2 separate regions of the Homo sapiens genome follow, and region 1 is linked to region 2. A link is an interaction called in ENCODE POLR2A ChIA-PET data of the cell type or tissue named here. Cell type or tissue: OCI-LY7. All regions are shown on one strand. Links, peaks and the distances in the headings refer to the core of each region. The heading gives the core; the rest is flanking DNA. Region 1 overlaps LINC02786 (long intergenic non-protein coding RNA 2786). Region 2 overlaps INPP5B (inositol polyphosphate-5-phosphatase B).

Region 1 (4,382 bases), core at 139-4,138, 210 kb before region 2:
CTCAGGAACCCAGTGGAAGTGAGTGACCCTGGGGGCTCAATGGCACAGGGGTCTGAGTCTATGATCTCATCACCTGACATTCCAAGATCCACTCCAAGCTCCTCTGGCAGCCTAATTCTGTGAGCAAAAGACAAAAAGACAGACAGAAAAGTCTCCATTTGATGGTGGAGAAGGGTCCAGCCCTGTGCATGTTTGGGACTGAGCTGAGAGCGTGCTCGCAGGTGAGAGTAGGGAGTCTATGCAAGTCGAGTGTGATCGTGCACATGGAGATGTTGATTGTGAGTGTGAGTGTGTGTGAGTGTGCGTGTGGCAGTGCAGGTTCAGGAGCTGGGCTCACCCGGAGTGTGCAAGTGTGTATAAGACTGATGCAGTGGCCCTAACTGCCGGGCACACTCCAGTGTGGGTGAGGAAACAGGCCAGCCCAAGGCATGAATGCACAGTAGCCTCCCATGGTAGTGGAATGTGTAGAATAAACAAAGGGCTGCTATCAGCATTTGAAACACAGCACTTGGGTCATCCAGCGGGTGGGGGCAGCATTGCCCCCTTAGCCACCCTGAGCCACATGGGTCCCCTCGGAGCCCTGCACAAACAGTCCCAGGACATGGAGGTCCCTGCAGCTCCCCCATTCCATGCCCTCCTGTTCCCCTGGGCTGCTCTCGGCTGGGCTGGGAAAAGTGCCGACACAGCTCCGGGGAGGGAGGAGAGTTAACTCTCCATTTGCCATTAAACATAATCAGGGAGCAATCTGCGTGGAGCCCGCTGCTCTGGCCAATAAGTGATTCCCCAGAACAACAGATAAAAGCCTGGCACTAAAGTGCAGCCAGAAACGATGTGTAATTGGGATGAAAGAATCCTTAAATCTGCACGCTGCTTTTAACTTGGGAGGCTTAAATTACAATTAATAGTTCCCTTGAAGAAGGCAGTAGGGGAATAGAGGAATTCCAAGGCCTCGAGCTCAGAGCCCTGGGCTGCATTCTCAGCTCTCCAGTGCTGGGGGAGTACAGGGGGTGCTGGGTAGTAAGGAGGAAGAAAGAAGCTGGGGGTAGGAGGGGATCCTTTGCAAGGTCTTGGGCACCCTGATGGGTTGCATTCGTTATGAGTTCCAAAGCCACCAGTTCCCAAATAAGCTCATCCGTACACCTGGACTTTCGCCCAGTTTCCCTCACAGTGTCCCTGGGATGTCGCCAACAGTAAAAAATCATCAGCCCCATTTTGCAGATGGGGAAGCTAAGGAGACACACCTGCCCTGGAACCCTGAAGTGTGCCTAATCCACCTGCAGTTCCCAAACTAGGAGGAACCTGAGAGCGCATCCCTCCTTACGGTTCACTGGGGTATAGCGGCCCTGAGAGGGGAGGGTGTCTGCCCAGCATCGCAAAAGGCTGCAGTGTGCAGCTAGTCAGTGCTAGAACCCAGACCTCTTGACTCTAGCGGCCATTCCTTCCTCTGCACCCCAGGCCAATGAGCCTGGAATTCTCTAAGGAGAGTACAGTTCTCTGGCACTAGCCATGCAGCCCCTCCCTTCCCCTACCTGCTCCCAGGGGTCCAGGCAGTGGCAATAACATTGTCAGAGACAGAAAGTCAGGGAAAGATGGGGAAGGCTCCTCCCCAGCTTTCCCTCGGAAGACTTCTTACCCTCCCCTCCCCTGCCAGCTCTCTCTCTGCCTCTCTTGGGCCTCAGTGCCCAAGGCTTCCTGCTTTCTGTTCTAGGGCCACAACTTATGCTCCTCCTCTGGGGTCCTGCCCTGAAGGCAAAGCTGTGGGCAGCAGGGCTGTGGACAATCAGGTGTGGCAGCAAGGCACAAACCAGAATGGTGAAGCTAGCTGGCTCTCCTCCAAAGAATGAGGGGTTTGGCCCTCAGATGACACCAAGAGACAGTCAGAGGAAGCTCTGAGAGTGGCCCGGCATTCCCAGTGCTGGCTGGGTGGCTGCCTCTGCCACTCAGGCCGGAGCTAAGCTCCTGTGTTGGCGGGAATTCCAAAGCTCCCCACACATGAGCTCATGGATGGCCAGGTGCCCAGCCTTGCAGTTCATGGCTTTGGAATGCGTTCTCTGAGCTGGCCTGCTTCAGTACCCCCATCTCACCACAGCAAGTACTGCTGCCTGCTCTTGGCCCTCCAAAGACAGGCAAATCCCATAAAGGGCTTTTTTCTAAAACTGCTAAATTGTGCAAGCACATACATGCGTGTGTGTATGCAAGCAGCATGTGGACAAAGCATCCTGTGTGCATGGGTGAGTTCGTGTGCACCTGTCTCTAGCATGACTGGGCATACATGTGCATAGGTATATGTCGTGTGTGTGTATTCTGTGCATGAGTAGTTTTAAAAGAACACAGTGGGATCTGCTTGGGGCCTTGTGTAGCTGAACCTTATTTATAGCTCTCCTCTGTCTGGTTCGTTTCCTCTAACTTCCCTGCAGAATGATATGAATGAAAATGACACTATTGACTATCTTGGTAACCATAAAAGACCTTATAGAAATAAGATTTTTATAGTGTGTGGACTGGGAGAATCAAAAGACTAAGAGTTATGGACTCAGAGGATAGGAGAGAACCAAGCTGAGCCAGTCGGAGATGTCCCCGTGGTGGATCGTCTGTGGGTTTTTTAAACAAAGTCATATAAATAAAGTGATTGTCTTGAAAGAGTTATGAGAGCCCTGAATCTGGTGGGCAATATCTCTGTGGCCTCTGCATAGGCGGGAGGGCAGGCGTGCTGTCCACCTGAGAGGAAACCCACACTTTGTCTGAGTCCTGGCTCCCGGCCTCCCAAGGGAGGCTATGGAGGCAGCAGCAGAAACAACGCTGCCCTTTGTTCTGGAGAGCCATCGTATTTGGCAGCCCCGGGAGAAGAGCCCCAGGGCTAGCCCCACAACTGGCTAATGGGAATGTGAAGACCCAACGTGGACAGCCAGCCCCTGAGGCTGAGCCTGCAGATTCTGGGGCTGCAGCTTCTCCATGCTTGAATGGAAAGGACCCTCCCACCCCATGAAGAGTGAGCATTTGGACCCTGCACAGGGACTTGCTCAGGCCCTTCATGGGAAGCCACAACAGCAACCCTGCCTAGAGGGCTCCCGCCTGAACAGGTCCCTTTTAGCAAAATCCAGACCCAGTTCCACACATCTTTACCAGCTCCCACTTTGCATTTGTGCTTTTAGAGATGAAGCAGAGCTCGCCCTGCCCTCAAGGAGCATCCTATCTGGTTTGGAGGGTGGAGAAGGGAAGAGTGGGCAGAAAGACATTCCTGCAAAGACTGATGCATGGAAACCAGGGCACACTCTCCCACTCAGGTACACAGGTTCACAGGTAGACAGGTACACAGGTAGGCAGGTACAGACAGAGAGCAGTGTTGAAACTTGGTGATAAAACTTCTATCCTGTTCATCCCAACAGACTCAGTGCTGGGCCCTGGGCACGTAAAGCTGAGTCAGACTCAGTCCCAACCCTAGAGGGGAAGCTCTCACCCAAAGGGCAGATGGACAGATCCCCACAACATAGTATGTTAAGGGCTGAATTGCATGAGTTCCCCAGGAGCCACCGGTGACCTCAGCCTGGTCGGGTAAAGCTCCTCAAAAAAGGAGACATTTCTGCTGAGCCTGGAAGGACAGGTAGGAAGGAGCTTACCAGAAAAAGAAGGAAGAGAGGGCCTGCCTGGCAGGGAAAATGGCAAACACAAAGGCCTGGAGGTGGGAATGTACAAGGCATATTTGGGAAACCACTCAGGTGTCCTAAAGGTTTGCTGGCTGGCAGGAGGAGGGTATCTTTTGAAAGGGATATTGGAAGCAGCTCTTTCAGGAAGGAGGGACCATCTGGCCCAGGGGTCCAGGCAGTGGCAGTAACATTGTCAGAGACAGAAAGTCAAGGAAAGACGGGAAAGGCTCCTCCCCAGCTTTCCCTCTGAAGACTTCTTACCCTTGCTGTTCCTGTCTTTATAGGCAAAGAACAGGACAGCTCCCTTAGCAGCCAACCAGCCACCAGCCCAGCTCCCCAGGTGCCTCTCCTTCACTCTCCCTTCTTATTCCAATATCACCACCCTCCAGCCCAACCCTAGCCCACTGGGGCAACACTAGGTCCATGCCCTCTTCCACCTTGAAAGGAACAATTCTAAAAACCAGAGAGAAAGCCATCTGGTCAGGCTGCTCATCAGAAATAACTGCCAAGTCTGAGAGGTCATCCTGTCTGTCTCCTCTCCCCGGGGACCTGGGGACATGGGGTGAGGGCCAAGGAGTGCCTGTGGCACCTGTCAATGCACGGACTCCTTGTCTGCAGGCATTGATTTCTCTCCTTCCTGACCTTTCAGGAGAGGCGCCCTGAATTCCATGCCGGGTCATTACAGAGCCAGTGGCGGAGACTCTATGAGACCCAGCCCCACTGGCTGCAGCCCCTTCG
Region 2 (4,382 bases), core at 307-4,306:
TGTCTCTACTAAAAATATAAAAATTAGGCCAGGCACAGTGGCTTATGCCTGTAATCCCAGCACTTTGGGAGGCTGAGGCAGGCGGATCACAAGGTCAGGAGATCAAGACCATCCTGGCTAACACGGTGAAACCCCATCTCTACTAAAAATACAAAAAAAATTAACTGGGCATGGTAGTGTGCGCTTATAGTCCCAGCTACTCGGGAGTCTGAGGCAGGAGAACCGCTTGAACCTGGGAGGCAGAGGTTGCAGTTAGCCGAGATCGCGCCACTGCACTCCAGCCTGGGCGAGACTCCATCTCAAAACAAAACAAAACAAAACAAAAAAACCCCAAAAAAACAGAACTTAGCTGAGCATGGTGGCAGGCACCTGTAATCCCTGCTACTTGGGAGGCTGAGGCAGGAGAATCAGTTGAACCCGGGAGGTGGCGATTGCAGTGAGCTGAGATCGCGGCATTGCACTCCAGTCTGGGTGACAAGAGCAAGACTCTGTCCCCTCAGAAAAAAAAAAGCTGTTTTTGATTCACGGCAGGAGAAACAAAGGCACCCCTCAGGAGCTGGCAGTCTGACTGAGAGGGGTCTGATAATACGTAGATAGAGGTAAGAGAGTATAGGGTTGGCCCAGCAGGACAGTGTTCCTTGTAGCGTGAGCCAAGGGCATAGAGCACCTTTGAGGCCCAGGCATTTTGGGGGATAGGTGAATCTGGTCTTCATTCTTTGCCTTTGCATTAATAGAGATAGGAATGATCTTTGATGATTCTTTCAAAATGTCCTTTCTTTTCTTTGATTTGTCTCTGCTGAATTCAGGAGTGTTAGGCTGAGCTTGGTAGAGATTATAGTAGAAAAATGAGGCCGGGCGCAGTGGCTCACGCCTGTAATCCCTGCACTTTGGGAGGCCAAGGAGGGCGGATCACGAGGTCAGGAGATTGAGACCATCCTGGCTAACATGGTGAAACCCCGTCTCTACTAAAAATACAAAAAAATTAGCCGGGCATGGTGGTGGGCGCCTGTAGTCCCAGCTACTCGGGAGGCTGAGGCAGGAGAATGGCGTGAACTTGGGAGGCAGAGCTTGCAGTGAGCTGAGATTGCGCCACTGGACTCCAGCCTTGGTGACAGAGCGAGACTCTGTCTCAAAAAAAAAAAAAAAGAAAGAAAAAGAAAAATGAAATGGAGCTAGTTTCAGACTGGAATCCACGTCTTCAGGTTCAGACCAGTGTCTAGGAGGTAACTTGTGGTGTTGAAGTCAGGTAATGCTTTTGGTTGAGTGGCAGCTTGTTCACGTGATTCTCTTGCCAAGCCCAGCTTGCACTGACTTTAGATTGGTAGTTGAATCGGTAGATTGGTAGGAGTCTTTCTGCTCCTGCACTTATTTAACTGCTCCTTTTTTTTTTTGAGACGGAGTCTTGCTGTGTCACCAGGCTAGGAGTGCAGTGGCACGATCTTGGCTCACTGCAACTTCCACCTCCCGGGTTCAAGTAATTCTCCTGCCTTAGCCTCTCTAGTAGCTGGGACTACATACATGCACCTGCACGCCACCACACCCAGCTAATTTTTGTATTTTTAGTAGGGATGGTGTTTCACCTTGTTGGCCAGGATGGTCTCCATCTCCTGACCTTGTGATCTGCCCGCCTGGGCCTCCCAAAGTGCTGAGATTACAGGCGTGAGCCACCGCGCCTGGCCTCACTGTTCTTAACATCTTTTTTCTTTTCTTTTTTTTTCTTCCTAACCACTAGATGACCAGGGATGCTGTTAACTTCCTTTTGCAGCTTTTTCTTTCCTTAAAAAGAGTGAAGTCTGATTTGGGAGAAATACCTCATTATTTCCATCTAGCAACTGAAGTTGCTCTTATTCAGAAAACCCCATTGAGGATCCTGTACAGGGCCCAGTACTTATCCAAGTCAGTCTGTAAAATGTTCACCTGCATTGCATCCTGGGTACATGCAAAACCTGGAGCTGTGTTCTGGAGGGTTTTGAACTATGCACTAAAAAGGAAATGGCTACTCAGAAGTCCCACAGGGGCCATTCTGGGCTATTTTAACAAAGCAGTAATAGCAAATACATTTTGTTTTTTTTTAATCCAAAGTTGATTAGAAATGAGCCAGCTTCGCCGGGTGTGGTGGCTCAAGCCTGTAATCCCAGCACTTTCAGAGGCCGAGGTGGGCGGATCACAAGGTCAGGAGTTCAAGACCATCCTGGCCAACGTGGTGAAACCCCATCTCTACTAAAATATAAAAAATTAGCTGGGCGTGGTGGCGTGCGCCTGTATCCCAGCTACTTGAGAGGCTGAAGCAATCACTTGAACCTGGGAGGCGGAGGTTGCAGTGGGCTGAGATCACGCCACTGCATGCCAGCCTGACGACAGTGAGACTCCGTCTCAAAAAAAAAAAGAAATGAACCAGCTTTGTAGTAACTCAAATTTACAAGGGGATGTGTTTAAGTATTTTTTCTTCTGGACCCAGGAAACAAAGTATTAAAGTCTGTCATGCCAGTGAAAGGAAATGAATGCTATTTATATCTCAGGGTAACATAAAGGGTAACCTAGTTTACCAGAGTAGAAGCCAGAGAGCATGTTAGCAAAATAGCCCCCGGGGTGGTTTTCTCTCTCACTCTCTCTTTCATCTTGTTTTGTCAGTACTAATAGGTAAAACTTGTGTGACCAACATATCCTTTTAGCATGGAGAAAATAAATTTGCTTTTGTTTATCTTAGAGAACAAATATTGCCCATCATTTCCACCGTTGTGGGAAGCTCTGCAGGCTCCTAAGTAACTTATTTTAAGTCACTTTGTTTCCTTAAACAAAAGAGAACTGTATTCGTTTTTCTTCTTCCTTTTGTTGTTCCCCTCTCCATTTTCCTTCTTTGGGCCATTTAATCCAGTTTTATGTTTCTAGTACAAGAGAACCCCCTAAAGATTCTTTTTTTCTTCTGAAAACAGTTTGTTTTGGAATTCTGCAGTTATTGTTGAGAGCAAGTGAGGTGACCCACAAACACTCAGTTAGAAGTGGAGCTTTGAACAGAAAAATCCTCAGGGAGGGACAGTTCAGGAAGAGGGAGGCATCAATATATTTATTAGAGGAAAGATACTGTACTGTTGGAGGATAGATGCTAGCTGACTTGCATGTTTTTCTTTGCTACTTAAAATATACTGTTAGCCCGGCACAGTGGTGCGCACCTGTAGTCCCAGCTACTCGGAGGCTGAGGCAGGAGTCTTGCTTGAGGAGTTCCAGACCAGCCTGGGCAACATAGTGATATCTCTAAATTTAAATAGATAAATATATAAAATAAATTACGCTCTAACAGTTTTGTTATTGGTGATCCATACATGAACTGAAGCTAGCAAATATGAATGAGAAGAGACTTTCTTTCTTGGAATGCCAATGATGAGAATTTAAACAAAGTGGATGTCAAGAGGCCTGGACATTTTTCTTTTTCTTTTCTTCATGGTTCCTTGGTGCACTATTACTTTCTCTTTTTGTTTTTATTTATTTTTATTTTTATTTTATTTTATTTTTTTGAGACGGAGTCTCACTCTGTCACCCAGGCTGGAGTGCAGTGGTGTGATCTCTGCTCACTGCAGCCTCCACCTCCTGGGTTTAAGCAGTTCTCCTGCCTCAGCCTCCCAAGTAGCTGAGATTACAGGCATGTGCTAACATGTCTGGCTACTCTTTGTATTTTCAGTAAAGACGGGGTTTCAACATGTTGGCCAGGCTGATCTTGAACTCCTGATTTCAGGTGATCTGCCCACCTTGGCCTCCCAAAGTGCTGGGATTATAGGCGTGAGCCATCATGCCTGGACTAATTTTTATATTTTTAGTAGAGACAGGGTTTCACCATGTTGGCCAGGCTGGTCTTGAACTCCTGACCTCAAGTGATTCAGCCTGCCTTGGCCTCCCAAAGTGCTGGCATTACAGGTGTGAGCCACCATGCGCAGCCTCTTTTTGTTTTTAGAGACGAGATCTCCCTGTGTTGCCCAGGCCGGTCTCAAACTCCTGACCTCAAGTGATCTTCCCGCCTCTGCCTCCCAAAGTGCTGGGATTACAGGCATGAGCCACCGCGCTTGACCTCTTTGTACGATATTAAACGTGTGTCTCAACTTTCCTCTTATGTCTTTAAAATGGGAGTGAATGTTTGCCTCCTGGAAAGTCACACAGGACTTAAGCAATGCTAATTATTTAGACGTGCTTTCATTTGGGAAATACAATTAGAAATGGGAAATGCTGGCCAGCAGCGGTGGCTCATGCCTGTAATCCCAGCACTTTGGGAGGCTGAGGTGGGCGGGTCACTTGAGGCCAGGAGTTTGAGATCAGCCTGGTCAACATGGCGAAACCCTGTTTCTACTAAAAATACAAAAATTAGCCCGGCAGGGTGGCACATGCCTGTAGTC

The links. Peaks named below come from ENCODE experiments on the same cell type or tissue, not always from the same donor. Only the 100,000 strongest peaks of a DNase experiment are listed, where the experiment ranks them.
Region 1: POLR2A ChIA-PET joins it to region 2 with 5 read pairs; 2 of 35 experiments call an interaction of 5 or more read pairs at or near these places.

The regions. Positions count from the first base shown.
Region 1 is chr1:38,136,325-38,140,706 of GRCh38, reverse strand. LINC02786 (long intergenic non-protein coding RNA 2786) reads left to right here. Exons shown (of 6, transcript XR_001737991.3): 2 at 4,294-4,382. Among named protein-coding and RNA genes, the nearest start is that of LINC02786, 3.1 kb to the left of the region's middle. RefSeq lists an enhancer at 1-590. In OCI-LY7, for the core only: no CTCF peak of the experiment used is centred there; no DNase peak of the experiment used is centred there.
Region 2 is chr1:37,924,304-37,928,685 of GRCh38, reverse strand. All of the region lies in intron 7 of INPP5B (inositol polyphosphate-5-phosphatase B), which reads left to right. Among named protein-coding and RNA genes, the nearest start is that of INPP5B, 21 kb to the left of the region's middle. RefSeq lists an enhancer at 2,284-2,523. In OCI-LY7, for the core only: no CTCF peak of the experiment used is centred there; DNase peaks (open chromatin) are centred at 1,275, 1,945, 2,515 and 3,165; H3K4me3 peaks cover 2,133 bases; H3K27ac peaks cover 3,989 bases.